Linked DNA regions of Homo sapiens: region 2 is linked to region 1. A link is a loop called in an ENCODE intact Hi-C map of the cell type or tissue named here. Cell type or tissue: ascending aorta. All regions are shown on one strand. Each heading gives the region's core, and the rest is flanking DNA. Links, peaks and the distances in the headings are about the cores only.

Region 1 (5,744 bases), core at 1,015-5,014:
GTGCACTATTGCTTGGGGACAACTTAAAGAAGGCAGGGCCACTGGCTCCCACTGTGGCAGGGGGCATCCTTCATCCAGGTTAGTTATCTAAACTGCAGTGTGAATGTTGCCCCCGCAGGGGAGTACACTGAGGTAAACCTGAGCCAGGCACAGCAAAAAGCTCTAGAAGAAGAAAGCAGGGAGCACCTGAGCTAAGGAGACTGGGCATGTCTCGTGGAGGGGTTAGGACTCGAATGGATGCTTGAGGAATTTGGGCAGGGAAGTCTATTTTTCCCGTGGCTTCCCTAGGGACATGGAGAACCCCCAGCATCTATACTACCAAACCGCCTATATGACCCCAAAATGCTCCCAAGGGCACCATGAATGCAACTGTTTTTAAACAATGGCCTGTCCCCTAGGGCCCATCCTATCTCCAAGGCTGGCCTCTCTGGAAAGCAATATCGCTTGGGGCCTGAGAAGCAGGCTAGCTATGGAATCTCCACATCTCCAAGAACGTGCCCAGTTACTTCTCAGGAGCTCATAGGAAGCTTCTGCTGCCCTGCTGCCCATGGACTGGTCAAGAAACAGGAAGGTGCATTCTCTGAACACCCAATTTTGCAAAGATTATGGTCTAGTCATTTCCCTAATTGTCTCTTTCAGCTATAACGTCTTCACATCCTTTTTTTTTTTTTTTTTTTTCCTGAGACAGGGTCTTGCTCTGTCACCCAGGCTGGAGTGCAGTGGTACAATCATACATAGCTCACCGTAGCCTCAAACTCCTAGGTTCATGCGATCCTCCAGCCTCAGCCTCCCAAGTAGCTGAGACTACAGGCACACACCACAATGCCCAGCTAATTTTTAAATTTTTTGTAGAGGTGGGGTCTTGCTATATTGTCTGGGCTGGTCTCGAACTCCTGGCCTCAAGCAATCCTCCCTCCTCAGCCTCCCAAAGTGGTAGGATTACAGGTATGAGCCACTGCACCTGGTCCACATCCTATTCTTACTGAGGTGTTTGAGACCAAAATGCATTCTGAGAATTCTTAGATAAATTTCACTCTTTATGTACCAACGGAGGAACACTGCAGTCACCTAAGTCATGCCCCTCCTTATGCCAGTGAGGAAACTGAGGCCAAGACAAGGAGCCCAATGCCCAAGGCACCCCCAACAAGTTAGGGGTAGAGCTGAGCGACTCTCCCAGCACCCTCCTCCAAAGCATTGTTGGACACAGCGTGATTCTTGCCTCCTGCTCCTAGCTCATTCTTTAGTTTTCACAGTGAAAATTCCAACCCTTTATCTGATGGCATTTACTCCCATTATAATAGAAATATATTAACATTTGACCTGTGATCAGATCATTTCCTAGGAACAGGGTTTGGCAGGAGAGAAGGGAAGACCCTAAACTGTTCTTGTTGGTGCATGTGTGTATGTGCGTTTGTGTGTGGGGTTGTGTGTGTGTGAGACAGACCAGAAGGAAGATGGGCAAGAGTTAGGAGAAGGACAGAGAAAGGCAGAGACAAGTTTGCCCACTGCACAATATTGCCTCCATCTGGCCTGGCTTGGATGATCTGAAAGACTCTGATATTATCCAGAAGACCGGGGGTGCTGACCAAAGACTTCTCCAGGCACTCAGAAGTTGTCCTTCCAAGCATATTCCTTGGCTCTCCGAGAACCACAAGTAATTGATGACACCTCCCACCCCAGCCCCCGCCTTCTCCACATCCTATTCTTTCCAGCTTCTGGGCAGATAGATGTGCTTGTTTGTAGACTCATTCATTCCAGGCTTTGCAGTAATCTCAGACTTGACAAACACAGCATGGTCGCATTCATCATGGTCACCTGGTCCTCATTAGGGCCATCAGGGGAGGCCGGTGCCTGGCTTTGTGATGAGTGGTTCCTCCTCCACGTGGGCTCCAAAGTGCCCAGCAGCCTTTTGTTGTTTGCATGAAGGCCTTGGGTGACTCTGCCAGGCTCGGCTCAACATTTTCCACATGACTGATGGCATTCAAAACTTTGCAATGCCAATAGGCAAATGTCTTGACTGGCTTTGTTTCTTGTTGGTTCAGGTGGAATAATAAGGCTGATTCTGCCAGAAATGTCAGTGTGAAGCTGGGAGGTTGGTGTTTGTTCATAAGGACACAGGAAAGCAGATAGCTAAGTGACCGGGTGCCCCGGGGCCTGGGTGCCCAGTGCCAGTGGTCAGAAAGGTTGCTTTGGTGTTTTTCATTGTTAGTGAGACAGAGATGGTGTGCCTTAGGGGTAGGATGGGCCAACAAAAGGGGTCTTCCTGGGGGTTTTGCAAATGCCTTATGCTCACTGGCCAGGCTGTTGTGTTTTTGTTTGTTTGTTTGTTTTCATTTTTTTTTTGAGACAGAGTCTCGCTTTGTTGCCCAGGCTAGAGTGCAATGGTGCCATCTTGGTTCACTGCAACCTCCGCCTTCTGGGTTCAAGCGATTCTCCTGCCTCAGCCTCCCAAGTAGCTAGGACTACAGGAACATACCACCATGCCCAGCTAATTTTTGTATTTTTAGTACAGATAGGGTTTCACCATGTTGGCCAGGCTGGTCTTGAACTCCTGACCTCAAGTGATCCACCCACCTCGGCCTCCCAAAGTCCTGAGATTACAGGCGTGAGCCACCAAGCCTGGCACAGGCTGTTGTTAAATTCTGCTTCATGCAGTCTCTCAAAGCCACGTGGGGCCTGGGGGGTGGGGTGGAGGGTGCTCTGGGACTTGTCTTTCATTTCTGCAGCTGTGAGAACGGCTTGGCCTCAGCCACAGCCTTTTCTCCCATTTTTCTCTTGCTTCATTGGGACATTTCCGGAACCAAATATATTCAACTAGTCCTCAGCATCAGGAGGTAATCAAATATCTGAATGCTGGTCCTTCCATTGTCTGATGACCAGATCCAGCTGAAACATCCAATTTTGTAAAATATTCTGCTCTGGCATTTCCATAATTATCTCCTTCAACTGTAACGTGTTCACATCCTGTTCTAACTGAGGTGTTTGGGACTTACATGCTTTCTGATAATGATGATAAATTCCACCCTTTGTGCGCTAGAGTCATCAGGTGAAATTGCTTTCGCTAGGGTGTTTTGTTCTACTGTACTTTGACATGGATTCCGAAGTCTGCGTCATACAGAAGACAGGCGATTGTAATTATTATTTTGAAATGGACACATTGCTGAGCTCCTGGAAATGAGCCTAAAGATAAACATGAGGACTCAGGGGCCTTGAAATCCATACCAGGCAGCTTCCTGATTCTTGCAGGCCCGTTTGGTCACTGCCAGACTAAACAGAAAGCTGCCCCTCCCCTCCCTGGGCTGGCACTTTGGGGCTTTTGTTAGTTGGGCAGGAGTGCAAATCCTTGAAGATACTCTCCGTGGAAAGCCTGCGTCTTTACATCCTCTGCCTGAGACCTTGGCCAGTGCTGGCAACGTGGCCTCGAGCTGCCCTGGGGTTCCTTGACATTTCCTCATTTGGGACTCTGGGGCCTTTGCTCCAGCTTAGCTGTGTATCTCAGGGGTCAGGAAGGAGAGGTGGCCTATGGTCTTGTTTTTCAGCCTCTGGAATTGGGAAGAAGCTTTGGAGTTAGGAAGAGTCCCAAGCCACAGGCCCCGGCCAGTTTCTGACCAGAGAGGTGGAGGGGCAATCGCGGAGGTGGGCTTTGAAGTGGTGAGGGGGCCTGGGGGCAGATGGCAAGCAAGCAGGGAGTGTGTTTGTTACCCTGTGCTAAAGGTGTATCCGATAGGTGTATCCGATGTCACTCAGTCACTGAGCACCCAGGAAGGATACCATCATGTCCAGCCAAGCACCTGCAGACACATAGATTCATTGGCTCTCAGCCACATATGGTGATGGGAAACTCTACCTTGTCCCATGTGGTGGCATTTCAGTGTCTACTGAGCATCACTTGCAACCCTCCCGGGCTGTTCCCTGGCAGGTCCTGGCACTGCAGGTCAGTGTCTGGGGCAGCAGCTCTTTCCATGGGGTTGCCTCCCTTCTCCTGCCTGCCACGTCTCCTGCTGGCTTCTCTTACAGCTTTCTCTACCTCCAACTCTCTTCCCTTTCTAGAAAGACACCAGAGAAGAAGGGAGGAAACCCTCCCATCCAGGGAGTTCCCTCTTTTCACTCCTCTTTCTTTGGTTCTTAACCTCAAGCACTCCCTTGTCCCACCTGGGCAACCCTGCTTCAAGGTAGCTTGCCTTAGGGGCCTGTTTTCCCTTGTCTTTGGAAAGCAAGCCCCAGAGGTGAGTCAGCATACAAATATAGAACACGTTCCTCGGAATAAAGAAATCCCCACTTACAGTGTGGCTGGCGAGGGTGTGGGGCACAGATGTGAGGAGGGTGGGCACACGGAGAGGGGAAGGGACGTGGGTTGGGTCGGGGGAGGCCAAGTGACCCCACCATGTTGCAGAAGAACCTCAGCTGGGTCACAGGAAGTGGCATGCGGGAGTCACCATGGAAGCCACAGTTTAAAATGTCAGGCCACCTTCCTCACAGCTGAGGAGGGGGCAGATAGGCTGATGGGGGAAAAGTGCATGAATTTTTCTGGTTCCATCAATGCCTCTGAGAATCAGCAAAGAGCAAAAAGAGCAAAGCCCAGAGACGTGACCTGGTTGAGGACCCTACGCTCCTTGAAGGCAGGAATCAAGCCTTGTTCATGTTTGCATTTCAACACCAAGCGCAGCTCCAGGCTCCAAGTCGAGGCCCAGGAAGCGCTGGCTGTCCTGAAGGTGCTCAGTCTGAAGGTGTCGGGCCCAGGTGTAGGAAGCAGAGCCAGAGGACCAGGATGGGAAGGCACTGGGCCCGCGGTGGTGAGTTTCTGTAGATGCTGGGCTAAGAGGGCTATTGGCAGAAGAAAATCATGGAAAGGCATTTTGATGACATTTCTTCTTAAAAAATTTTAAAATAATGAGCACTCATTTTCACAGTACTCATCAGAACAACACAAAGATGCAATCAGAACAAGCTGTACTTCCCTCCCGACCCTTCGCTCTCCCTCACCCAGGTAAACAATTTTCTTTCTCCTTAGAATTCTGAGATTTCACCAAGTTATGTCTAGGTGTGTGTCATTTAAAAAATAACCCTGTCTGGGACTTGGGCCTTTCAATATGCAATCTAAAGTCTTCTGGCAGGTCAGGGAAATTTTCGTCTGTTATTTTTTAAATAGCACTTCTCTTCCATCTGTTCTCTCTTTCTTTCTCTCTTTCCTTCTGGAACGTTTGCTATTTGTATGTCATGCCTCTCGTTTTGTCCTTTAAGTCTCTTACCATTCCCTCCTGGGTTCCACCTCTTTGTGTTTTTATGTCGTGAACTCCTTCCTCTACTTGATCCTCTAAACCTCAAATTCACTGCCCAACAGTGATCCTCCTCTTTTCAGTCCATTTTCTGAGTTTTTTAAAATTTAAAAAAAAAAAGAAGAAGGTTTTCTTTTAGCTCCAAGTCTTTTTCTCAGACTTAAATGGTATCTTCTTGAGCATTCTTTTTTACTTGTTTTTCAAGCCTCTTTTCCCTCCATGGGGGGGCTCCCTGGGATGCAGATTTGGTCCCTCTCCCCCTCATCACACAGATCTCTGCATGCCTGCGATTTTGCAGGCCACAGACAGGCAGTTGAGGGCATGAATGTTCATCGAGCAGTGGACGGCACAGATGTTTCTGCTTTTCAGAGCCAGCAGCAACAAACCAAGTGAGCAGCCACTTCTCTGCAGATCAGAGCGGGGCATCTTCTCTGCTTTGTGCTCTTCCTGGGATTAAAGTCCAGTTCT
Region 2 (5,744 bases), core at 637-4,636, 400 kb before region 1:
CTTGGGGGAGGCTGGGCTGGTAGCATATTTCTACGGGCTTATGGTTCTGTGGATAGAATTGTAGGGCTGGATAAAAGCACTGGCTATTTTGAGTTTTTAAGCAATCAGGGGGCTATTAGTGGGGTGGTCTTTGGGAACCAAGGCCAAATCTGCAGGACAGCAGAGTAATTCAGATCATCTATATTGTATGGCTTGAAATGGGATAGAAAGCCATCTTTATTCATTCATTCATTGCAGGCATGAACTCTTTAAACAAATATGAGTGGCCTATTTGAGATCATGATAGAAATTGTAGGGAATAGAGAAGCAACCAAGACTGACCCTATAAGGAGCTGTCACCAACTCCCTTTGAATCAATTTTAACTTTTTTCTTTTTTTTGGGACAAGGCTTTCACCCAGGATGGAGTGCAGTGATGCAATCTCGGCTCACTGCAACCTCTGCCACCTGGGCTCAAGCCATCCTCCCACCTGAGCCTCTCAAGTAGCTGGGACCACAGGCGCACATCATCACACTCGGCTACTTTTTGTATTTTTTGTAGAGATGAGGTTTCATCATATTGGCAAGGCTGGTCTTGAACTCGTGAGCTCAAGCGATTTACCTGCCTCAGCCTCCCAAAGTGCTGGGATTATAAATGTAAGCCATCATGCTTGGCCTGAACCAATTTTAACTTTTAAAAATCACCTTTTCTTTGTTATACATTCAAGAAGACACTGAGATGGGCATTAGACTAACATCAAGCTAAGTTGCATATAATTTCATAAACTCTGAGCTTTCTTGAATATATTTTTTAATTTGTGGGAATTCCTTGTACACCTGAGCCCCAAAGACACAGCAAACTCCAGTCATAGCTTGGCAATTAAATGAAGCAATGAAAGAGAGAGAAAAAAAATGATAAAAACAAGTCATTCCAGTTGGCAGAGCCTCACAGTACAGTTCTCAAAGTGGCTGTTCATCAGAAATGAAGTTGGCACCATCTTAGGGACATTGGATCAAGTCAGTCCATTTGTGACAAGGACAAAAGGAGTAGTAGTCTTTCCTTTTGTGATGTGTGACAGCACTGCTCACCCTGGAATTAATGGGGTTTATATAATCCAGATTTGCTGATGTCCTCAGGGCCTGGAAATTTTCCTTATTTGTGTTCCAATTCTAAAGGTTTCCTGAGAATATTCTAGAAGTAGTCTTTCATGGTAGCCATCAATCCTGGCTACTGATTGAAGTCAACTGTAGAGCTTAAAAAATGACAGATGTCCACCAAAGGCCTATGAATTAGAATCTGCCTTATTTTATTTTATTTTATTTTTTCGAGACGGAGTCTCACTCTGTCACCCAAGCTGGGGTGCAGTGGCACGATCTCAACTCACTGCAACCTCCGCCTCCCAGGTTCAAGCGATTCTCCTGCCTCAGCTTCCTGAGTAGCCAGGATTACAGGCATGCACCACCGCACCAGCTAATTTTTGTATTTTTAGTAGAGACAGGATTTCACCACGTTGGCCAGGCTGGTCTCTAATTCCTGACCTCAGGTGATCCACCCACCTCGGCCTCCCAAAATGCTGGGATTACAGGCTTGAGCCACCACCCCTGGCCTTATTTTATTTTTAATTAATTGTTGAGCTTGAATATTCAGTGATTGAACAGGGATTAAATATCCCAGCATATCTATGGTGGAACGCTATGCTGCTGTTTAAAACTATGGTGAAAAAGAATTTGTTGACCTGAGACAATATTCATAATGCCTTGCTAAGTTTTTTTTTTTTTAAAAGAGCAGGCTCAAATTCAAGAAAGAGTAGCCTGTGTATAAATGAGGTTTTTGTTAAATAATTGTGTATTTATACACATTATATAAAAGGCCAGAAAGAACCTCAAAAACTGTTGACAGTGTTGGCTTCTGAGCAATGATTTCTGTTTGTCTTTTTTTTTTTTTTTTTTTAAGACAGAGTCTCGCTCTGTTGCCCAGGCTGGAGTGTAGTGACATGATCTTGGTTCACTGCAACCTCCAACTCCTGGATTCATCCAATTCTGGTGCCTCAGCCTCCTGAGTAGCTGGGATTACGGGCATGGTCACCATGCCCAGCTAATTTTTGTATTTTTAGTAGAGACGGGGGTTTCACCATGTTGGCCAGGCTGGTCTCGAACTCTTGGCCTCAGGTGATCCATTCGCATTGGCCTCCCAAAGTGCTGGGATTACAGGTGTGAGCCACCATGCCCAGCCTTAGTTATGTTTCATAATAAAAAGAAGACACTCCAAATGGAAGGTTACAGCTGACCTTAGGGACAGTGTCCCCTTTGATGACTTGGGACCTCCCCTTATGGGAGCAGAGACAGCTGGCCGGTTGCAATGGGTCTGTAGGTCCTGAACTGAAAGTGTGACAGGTTTCTAGGGTGGGACTGGAGTGAACCAAATATCTTGATAGGATAAATTTTGCAGAAATATTTTATACAAGTAAAATCAACACTGTGGACTCAGCTTTGATGTTTTTAAAAAATTTTTGCATGCTAAATTAAAAAAAATTGTATTGCCCCCTGCTTTATTGAGACATAATTGACAAGTAAAATTGAATATATTTAAGGTACAGAATGTAATGACTTGATATACATAAACATTGCAAGATGCTTACCACAATCAAGTTAATGAACGTATTCATAACCTCCCACAGTTACTTTTGGATGTGTGTGTATGGTGAGAATACTTAAGTTCTTCTCTGTTAGCAAATTTCAAGTGTACTATACATTGTTATTAACTATAGTCACCATGCTATACATTAAGTCTCCAGACAAAACAGTTTTAAACACATTATTCTAAAGTATCCCTGGAGCTAACAATTATATATGATCCCCCTTATTTCTCATATTTCTTTTCTTTTCTTTCTTTTCTTTTCTTTTGAGAGGAGTCTCGCTGTGTTGCCCAGGCTAGAGTGCAGTGGCACGATCTCGGCTCACTGCAACCTCCACCTCCTGGTTCAAGGGATTCTCCTGCCTCAGCCTCCCAAATAGCTGGGATTACAGGTGCCTGCTGCCACACCCAGCTAATTTTTGTATTTTTAGTAAAGATGGGATTTCACCATGTTGGTCAGGTTGGTTTCAAACTCCTGACCTTAAGTGATCCACCTGCCTCGGCCTCCAAAGTGCTGGGATTACAGGCATGAGCCACCACACCCAGCCTGTTTGTCTTTTCTTTAGTGTTTCTCTGTGGTTTTGGAGTTTTAAGCATTAATCTCACGTTACTTTTGTACTGAGGAAGAATCCCCTCAATAAATATTAATGCTTTCCCCTTCAGGGACAACATGGTGAGGAGCAGCAAAGAAGAAACGAGATACGTGTGGCTGCTTCATTTACTCATTCATGATTTTTGGTTAGCCTTTGAAAGTTTATTTTTCAATTTTATTTAGTCTTTTTTTTGTATTCATAAAGGAAAAAAAAAGGGTCTTCAGTGCTTGTGTGAGCCTGGCACTTGGTTTTATGCCCTTGGGCTGTAGAGGTCAGTTTCTCAAGTTCAACTGCTACAGTTCTTTTTGCCTTTTTTTTTTGAGCCAGGCAGGGTCTGCTCTGTCACCCAGGCTGGAGTACGGTGGTGCGATCACAGCTCACTGCAGCCTCAACCTCCCGGACTCAAGTGATCCTCCCACCTCAACCTCCCGAGTATCTGGGACCATAGGTGTGCACCACCACATCCAGTTAATTTTTTTATTTCTGGTAGAGATGGGATCTTGCCATGTTGTCCAGGCTGGTCTTGAACTCCTGGGCTCAAGCAATTCTCCCACCTCGACTTCCCAAAGTGCTGGGTTTACAGGCGTGAGCCACTGTGTTTGGCCCAAGTGCTGCAGTTCTTACTCTCCAGCTCACAGAAGAGGCAACGAGGAGCCTGTTGAAATGCAGATTCTCTCCCAAGAGGCTCTGTGAAGTAGTCCTGGGTGGGGCCAGGAATTTCCTATTTTAAACCAGCTCCTCATGTGATTCTGAGCTATCTGGCACGGGTCTCTGAGAACCTGTAAATGGGGCTTAAATTGCTCAAAGCCTAAAGACAATGAAAAGTGGCAGAATGTGAAGACCCGGTTTGTTGGTTTCACCCTGGAATCTCAACTGAGTTCCCCCAGAATGTCCCTGGACCCATGACCCTCAGCTGAAATGTCTTAGTTTAGAATGTGACATGTCTAAGTGGGATGACAATCAAAATAGACCCAGCTGGGAAGTTGCCAGCATCCTTGAAGGTTGTTAGATGTGGCAAACACCTTCCTTCCTTCTTTAAGGGTGGTAAGAAAACAACAGCTCAGGAAGTCATAATAATTCTAACAGCAGCATCTACTTAGCACTGTCTAAGCACTTCATGTTCATTTACTCATGTAATCCTCCCCAAACCTATAGGATGCCTATAGGTAAAATCATCCCCATTTTACAGATGAGGAAACTGAGGTTTAGAGAGGTGAATGATCTTGCCCAAGACTACATGGCCAATCAGTTAGCTTGCCTCCAAAGACCCTGGGCTTAACTGCTATATTATCCAACCCCAAACTCTACCAGTGGCCACTGTGCAAATTCTGGCTGTGTGGCTGCCTCCAGGGTTCAAGAATATTGACCATTGCCTGGCAGCTTGCTGCTTGGGGGCCCCTGCTGAACATTTTCTGGTGTGAAATCATTATTTAACTTCAACCTTCTAAAACTGTGCCCTTCATGGTCCCAGCTAGCACAAAGGTAAAAACACTTGATAAAACGCATAAAACACAGCCAGCAGCGTATTTCCAAATCACGTTGTAAGCCAGGCAGCGTTCTCTTGAAACATACATCCTTGGGGGCAAAGCAGTTAAGAGAGGTTCCACTGCAGTGTGTGGACTGGGGTGTTCACTGAACCAGACAAAGCTGGGGGTTTTGGGATGCCAGAGGCCTGTAGTGGGAACAGCTAGGGGAGGACTGCAGCCAATCTGGATAGTGGCAACAGGACAGGGAAATTGACTCTAGTTTTTGCTCAGTAGCAAAACTGTTTTGAAAGAGAATCTCTCCTCTACCTCACCCCCAGGCATGTTTTTTAAGTCTTTAAAAAATACTGTTAAAGCAAACTATATATGGATATGGCCTGAAAAGGACTCCCTACTTCTTCTTTTTTTTTTTTTTTTGAGATGAAGTCTTGCTTTGTAGCCCAGGCTGGAGTGCAGTGGCACGATCTTGGCTCACTGCAGCCTTCACCTCCTGGGTTCAAGAGATTCTCCTGCCTCAGCCTCCTGAGTAGCTGGGATTACAGGTGTCCACTACCATGCTAAGCTAATTTTTCGAATTTTTATATTTTTAGTAGAGACAGGGTTTCACCATGTTGGCCAGGCTGGTCACAAACTCCTGACTTCAAGTGAACTGCCCACCTTAGCCTCCCAAAGTGCTGGGATTACAGGCATGAGCCACCGTGCCCGGCCCCGGACTTCCTACTTCCATATTTGAGTCCTTGTGGACGAACTGCAACCTAACTTTGAAACAGATTGAAACCCTAATTTAGGATTATGACAAGATTGAAATCCTAATTGAGGAGTATGCAGCTGTAACAATTGCCGAGTCTTGGCCAATCCCAGCAGCCTTACTTCAACCGCTCATACACTGCTGAGTGTTCACACTCTGTTCAAATAAGGCAAACGCCGAGCTGTAACCGATCCAGCTGTTTCAGAATCTCACCTCCGATTTCTGTACGTCACTTCCTTTTTTTTTTTTTTTTTTTTTTATAAATTTGTTCAGACCCGAGTCATCCCTGGAGTCTCACACTTGATCT

Evidence for each region. A loop is a pair of places that touch in the nucleus more often than their neighbours do. Peaks named below come from ENCODE experiments on the same cell type or tissue, not always from the same donor. Only the 100,000 strongest peaks of a DNase experiment are listed, where the experiment ranks them.
Region 2: a loop joins it to region 1, with 2.9 times the contacts of the local background. A loop is called at or near these places in 67 of 110 quality-filtered maps.

The regions. Positions count from the first base shown.
Region 1 is chr21:34,333,731-34,339,474 of GRCh38, forward strand. No RefSeq gene overlaps it. Among named protein-coding and RNA genes, the nearest start is that of KCNE2, 27 kb to the right of the region's middle. RefSeq lists an enhancer at 847-4,758. In ascending aorta, for the core only: no CTCF peak of the experiment used is centred there; a DNase peak (open chromatin) is centred at 3,344; H3K27ac peaks cover 3,352 bases.
Region 2 is chr21:33,932,515-33,938,258 of GRCh38, forward strand. The region is part of intron 1 of LINC00649 (long intergenic non-protein coding RNA 649); the gene reads left to right. Among named protein-coding and RNA genes, the nearest start is that of LINC00649, 4.3 kb to the left of the region's middle. In ascending aorta, for the core only: no CTCF peak of the experiment used is centred there; no DNase peak of the experiment used is centred there.